Linked DNA regions of Mus musculus: region 1 is linked to region 2. A link is a loop called in an ENCODE intact Hi-C map of the cell type or tissue named here. Cell type or tissue: left cerebral cortex. All regions are shown on one strand. Each heading gives the region's core, and the rest is flanking DNA. Links, peaks and the distances in the headings are about the cores only. Region 1 overlaps Nod2 (nucleotide-binding oligomerization domain containing 2). Region 2 overlaps Snx20 (sorting nexin 20).

Region 1 (2,905 bases), core at 150-2,649, 53 kb before region 2:
GGAGCAAGCTAAGCCATGTGAGAGTAAGCTGGAGGGTCAGGAGAACTGACAGCCCCATAGACACACCTCTTGCAAAAAGGTGTTTACTTGAGAAGTATCCAGCAGCTCCACTCTTGGAGTGGATATGTGTCGAGCTTGTTCTGTCAACTCCCGAAGGCTCCAGTTGCAGGAGTTCTAATCTCCTGAGTGATAACTGACCCAAGATCCACCTTCCACAGGCGCCAGCCCTTTCTGCCACACCAAACCTAGTTCTTGCAATGTTTCCCAGAGCCACCCAGATACCAGGTAAGCAATAGATACTGGTATCCTCATTGCCCAGTCCAAAGCAAGCTTTCCCTACCAGACACCTCAGTGAGGTTTCCAGAGCTAGCCAGAGCTTGATCTCAGACCCTAAAATCCCTCCCCACACTGGGCATTATTGTACCATCACAGGGTACTTACTTCAAGAATTTCAAAGTTGAATTTCTCTTGAGTCCTTCTGCGAGAGAATATACCCCTTCGTCACAGATATGGTTTTCCTCTAGGCTGCCAAGAACAGAGAAGAGGTCCTTAGGGCATTGACTGTGGAGGAGGATGTCAAAATGGGTTGACCTCCTCTTTTTAAAAAAAAAATCCCAACATGCATAAAAATAAGAGTAGACAAGAGTGGTGAGGGGTCTCAGTCCCAGGACAGCCGTGCAAAGGTGGTCCATGCTTCCACTGTATAAAAATCCCCATTGTGAACAGCTATAAATACTCTTGCTGTCCTAGATTATGAATGTCTCATTTTTTCCTAGCTCAACACGAAACTTCTTTTTGGCGTGAGAAGCTATGTACTTCATGAAGGAGATGGTATTTCCTGCTTTCCATTGCAACCAAAATTGGCCAAGTGACACACGGCAGTCATGGGTACACAAGGAAAGCTGACAGATGGGAGCTTCCAGGAACGCTTTGGAAAGGGAGGTGCTCTGCTGGTCTCTTGCTCTTATACCATGCAGAGACCGAATCCTGAAAAAATGCAAAAGTAATTGCTGCAGATGGAGCAGCTACCTTGATCATGAGACGAAGACATACACTAAGCATGATGGGACAGGAAGAGATGGAGACGGGCGAGGCCCTGGTAACCTGCTGTCGACATCATTCCAGCTCTAAATTGCCTACCTCCAGACATTCCAGACACAAGAAAATCAACCTTTGCTGGCCTAAGCCTCACAGATGGAAAAAAAAAAAAAAAAAGCCTCCTGGCTTTCTATTATGCGTTCAAATTAACTTACACCAAAGCTAGCCTGAGTTTGTCTCCATACTTTTGAGTTCCTTGCAGCAAACTGTAACTTAATATAGCATGCAAATGAAGAGCAATCTAACAAGAATATATTCTTGCAGCAAGTAGCTAGGTTTCAGACAATCACAACACCCACACTTCAGCAGGTCACAGGCTGGCAACTCATACCACATCCAAATGAGGCAAATGGAGAGCCATTGCCAACTAGTTATTTCCTTTTCCTGTGGGTAAATACTGCTCCCATCATTGCTGGGTGGAGCTACCTAAACCCCTCCTAGTTCCTAGTACCAATCTGTGGATCAGTCTTTGCGCCTATTAACTCTGCTAAATCTACTTTGTCTAAAGTTCCTTTATGCCTAGCTATTCAATACCCATGTCCCTTTCTCCCCTATTTTAATAATAATAATTTTAAAAACACCTTGTTCTGTTGTGGGAAGCCATACACTTAGAACAAACAAACATGGCATTTCCTACTCTCTGCTATAGCCAGGGCTGGACAAGCAAGCAATCATCCTTAGAAGCAATGCCTCCCAATGAGGTGCTTCTCTATCAAGAAGAGATGGGAGAATTCCCAATCAGCATATAATGAATGCTGCTTCCTTAGATCCAAGGCCTCTCCAATTATGAAACAGTTCCCTCTGAGATTGAAACATTATCTGCAGGGAGACTCCTTAAGCAAGAAGGTAAACAATTCAAAATCACTTCAGGAAGTCCCTGAAACAGACTAGATTCACTAGGCCCCTGCCACCATAAACAAAATCTGGGCCTCTGTCCCAGCAGAGTAAAGAAGACTCTCAGATATGCCCAACTACAAAGAAGGTTCTGAAACCAGACCAGTTGCCTGGAGGAAACAGAAAACAACCCAGCTGCCTAGAACAGGTTTAGACCAACTCAGTCACTTGGAAAGGGCATGATTCAACCCATTAAACTCCCTGCAAACTGCAGTGTGCTCTAGGTTTCAAGCTTTGCGAGTTGTCACCCAGGCTGGGATGGGCATTGGTGATACAGCTGTCTTTGGGTCATTTCTGCTTCTGTAAGTAACCCCTCACCCACATTCCTACAAGTAACCCCAATAAAACTCAGGGTTCACCAGTGGTGAAATCCATACTTTAGTCTGTTGTGGGCTCCCTATCAGGGGCGAGTAGACTTGTACATTACGTCTCACCAGGAGAAGTTGTGTCACACACCATAACTGACACCTGAACAGGGACACGACAGAACCACAGATGAGTTGGGGAGGAGCAAATGCAAGGTCCTAGCTCTAGGTAGCAAGATGTGCAACTGAGGCTGTCGCTAAGAAGCCTGAGAGGGGCTGGGGTATGCACATCTAGTAGAATTATCCTTTCCTGCACAGTATGTCTTTGTACCATGGCAGCGTTTGCATGGTTCTTGCTGTGTTACCCACAACTAGGGAGCAACTAAGGCTGCGCCCTCACAATTAGGAGTGTCTACGGGAAGAATCCCAGGATGACAGTCTTCATCTATGTGGTATGGGGTGGCATGTCTGCTTGCTGAGTGGGGTCCACCGCGTGAATATGGAAGTCCCCTGAAAACAGTGAAAGGTTTAGAGGAACTTTGCAGTCTTTGAGGCAAGCATACAAGAGTCAAGGCGGTTGGCAAGCAGCAGCAGGGATTGCCTGGCCT
Region 2 (2,905 bases), core at 145-2,644:
TGCCAACACATCCTCAAGTTAAAGATGAGACAACTGAAGCTCAAGGAGGTTAAATTCCCAATCTAAGACCAATGCGTTATGCCTGAAACAAATGCTCAGGTGTTCCAGATGGGCCCTTCCTGACTCCAGCCCACGCTTCCCAATTTAGGACACGGAGCCCCAGTTTTTGATGATAAAAAGCCAAGAGAGACACCAGCCCCATCAGCAACTCCCGGTGCCTTTTCTTCCAAGGTGCATCTAAGCACTGCTATTCTAGAGCCAACATTTGCCAGGGACCGCCTTTCTACCTTTACTCATAGTACAGCAGGAGAGTAGGTGTGCCTGTGTGTGCGCGTATGTGTGTGTGTGTGCGCGTGTGTGAGAGTGTGAGATGAACTTCAAAGTATGCTATGTGTATGCGTGAAAATGGCAGAGGGCCAGCCAGATGGCTCAGCCTGTACAAGCACCTACTGCCAAGCCTGTCCACCTGACTTTGACACCCAGAAGCCACATGCTGGAAAATGAGAACCAACTCTCACAAGTTGTCCTCTGATCTACACAAACCACACACACACACCGCAGACACATGTAAAAATGTTTTTTAAAGAAAATGTAAAAGGTAATATTATTACTTCGTACAAAATGTGACTTTAAAAATGGCACAGGGGCAGGTGTGTAGAGGGAGAGGGGGAAAGGAGACACTGTTGCCAAGCAGGGCACGCCTACAACCGCAGAATTTGCAAGACTAAGGCTGGAATATCAGGGTCCATCTGTAAACTACAAGGCTAGTTCATATTTCAAAAACAGATGGCCTGGGACAGGGGAGGGGAAAGGATTGTGGGAGAGGGTACAAGGAGGGGGCGGTGAGCGGGATTTAAAGTGAGTAATTAAAAAGGAAAAAAAATTAAATTAAATTTAAAATAACCAAATGACCTGGGGCGAGGCTGTATAGCTCAATGGCAGACCACTTGCCAGACTTGTGCACGGTCCCTGGGTTCCAGCCCCAGCAGGGTTGAGCGCGTGCGCGTGCACACAGCCGCGGGGGTGCGGGTGCGGCGCGCACTCAGGCTGTCCTGAGGCTCATCCTCTCCGGTCTGCCTGCAGATGTACCAAGTCGTGGTCATCCAGACCGGGAGCTTCGACAGCGACAAGGCGGTGGTGGAACGGCGCTACTCGGACTTCGAGAGGCTGCAGAAGGCCCTCCTCAAGCGCTTCGGGCCGGAGCTGGAGGACGTGGCGTTCCCGCGGAAGCGCCTGACCGGGAACCTGTCGGCCGAGACCATCTGCGAGCGGCGCCGGGAGCTGCGCGAGTACCTGCGGCTGCTTTACGCCGTGCGCGCCGTGCGCCGCTCGCGCGAGTTCCTCGACTTCCTCACGCGGCCCGAGCTGCGCGAGGCCTTCGGCTGCCTGCGCGCCGGCCAGTACGCGCGCGCGCTCGAGCTGCTGGGCCGCGCGCTGCCGCTGCAGGAGAAGCTGACGGCGCACTGCCCGAGCGCCGCCGTGCCCGCGCTTTGCGCCGCGCTCGTCTGCTTGCGCGACCTCGAGCGGCCGGCCGAGGCCTTCGCAGTCGGCGAGCGCGCGCTGCGATGCCTGCGGACGCGCGAGAACCACCGCTACTACGCGCCACTGCTGGACGCCATGGTGCGCCTGGCCTACGCGCTGGGCAAGGACTTCGCGGCGCTGCAGAGCCGCCTGGACGAGAACCAGCTCCGGAGGCCCACGCACAGGGACGCCACCCTGAAGGAGCTCACGGTGCGGGAGTATCTGTCCTGAGGCGGCCCGACAGGTGCCCTGGCATCCAGGCTGCGCAGACAGTGTCGTGGGTCGCCATCGCCTGGGGGCTTTGCTGGACGGCTTTGGACAAGCCTGGCTTGAGGGGCTCCTGGGACCTCTGGAAGAGCCATCTTGTGACCCTTGAGTGCCAGGTTCTCTAAATCCTAAGCCGACAAGCTCAGCTATCAAAACTTTGCAAGTACTATGGACCTTACGTGCCATCTCGGAATGGGAAGGACTTGCCTACCGCACAGAATGTGTTCAAGGCCAGCCTAAAAAGTTTGCTGAGACTGGCTCCAAATAAAGAGGTCTGAGGATGTGACTTAATGGCACAGTGCTTGTGAGACTCCATTGCTTCAATCTAAAGTACTACCAAAAAAGAAAAAGAAGCACCTATTTTTGTAGACAGCCAGAGGAGAAATTTACACAAACATGCAATGCACTTCCTTAAAGACTACCCCCTCCTATAGCCCCAGATCTTCCCTTCGCTCCTGTACCCCACCCCCCAATCAGTTGCAAGTATTTGCATCCATTAACCCACAGACCTAGTTCCTCCTTTTGGTGTCACGCTTTCAGTAAAACAAGCTCTTCAGGGGAAGCCTGCAGGATGGAGAGTATATGATTCTTTGAAGTTACAAGGATGCTGGGAAGTCAGGTGTGGTAGACGAGGAGGGGAGGGTAGAAACTTACTATATCCAAATATGGTGTCTGCAGGCAGCCCCTTTGGGAAGTACTTATTATTACACCAGAGCATGAGGAGACCATATAACTGCACTGGTGACCTCGTTCGAGGAGCCTACCTGTTGTGTCTTGCCTTGTGATTCCCTGCTCAGCCTTGGGACTCTTGAGTCCCACCATTTAGAAGGCTCTTATCCTGCACAGGCCCTTAACTTTGGACTTCCAGAACCAAGTGCTGAATAAGCCCCTGTTCTTTAGGAATGATGCGGTCCATAGTATCCAGCTATGAAACAGAAAATGGGCCAAGTCTTAGACATGCCACGCCCTGCAGCTGAGGACAATTCCAAACACCAGTGATGTTGGAAACCTCTGAGAATTTGGGCTGCAGACGAGCACTCAGCCACACCTGAGGGCTGAGGAAGCACAGTTTGGTCTAAATGGCTCAAGCAAAGAGGCTGGGCTCAAGTGCTCTGCG

What was found. Peaks named below come from ENCODE experiments on the same cell type or tissue, not always from the same donor. Only the 100,000 strongest peaks of a DNase experiment are listed, where the experiment ranks them.
Region 1: it touches region 2 in a loop (6-fold over the local background); 18 of 42 quality-filtered maps call a loop at or near these places.

What each region holds. Positions count from the first base shown.
Region 1 is chr8:88,679,234-88,682,138 of GRCm38, reverse strand. It overlaps Nod2 (nucleotide-binding oligomerization domain containing 2), which reads right to left. Exons shown (of 13, transcript NM_145857.2): 10 at 442-525. Among named protein-coding and RNA genes, the nearest start is that of Cyld, 16 kb to the left of the region's middle. In left cerebral cortex, for the core only: no CTCF peak of the experiment used is centred there; DNase peaks (open chromatin) are centred at 891 and 1,394; H3K27ac peaks cover 377 bases.
Region 2 is chr8:88,626,006-88,628,910 of GRCm38, reverse strand. Snx20 (sorting nexin 20) reads left to right here. Exons shown (of 4, transcript NM_027840.3): 4 at 1,084-2,083. The coding sequence ends at 1,752. Among named protein-coding and RNA genes, the nearest start is that of Snx20, 8.7 kb to the left of the region's middle. In left cerebral cortex, for the core only: a CTCF peak has its summit at 1,537; DNase peaks (open chromatin) are centred at 352, 749, 1,059 and 1,475; H3K4me3 peaks cover 1,352 bases; H3K27ac peaks cover 951 bases.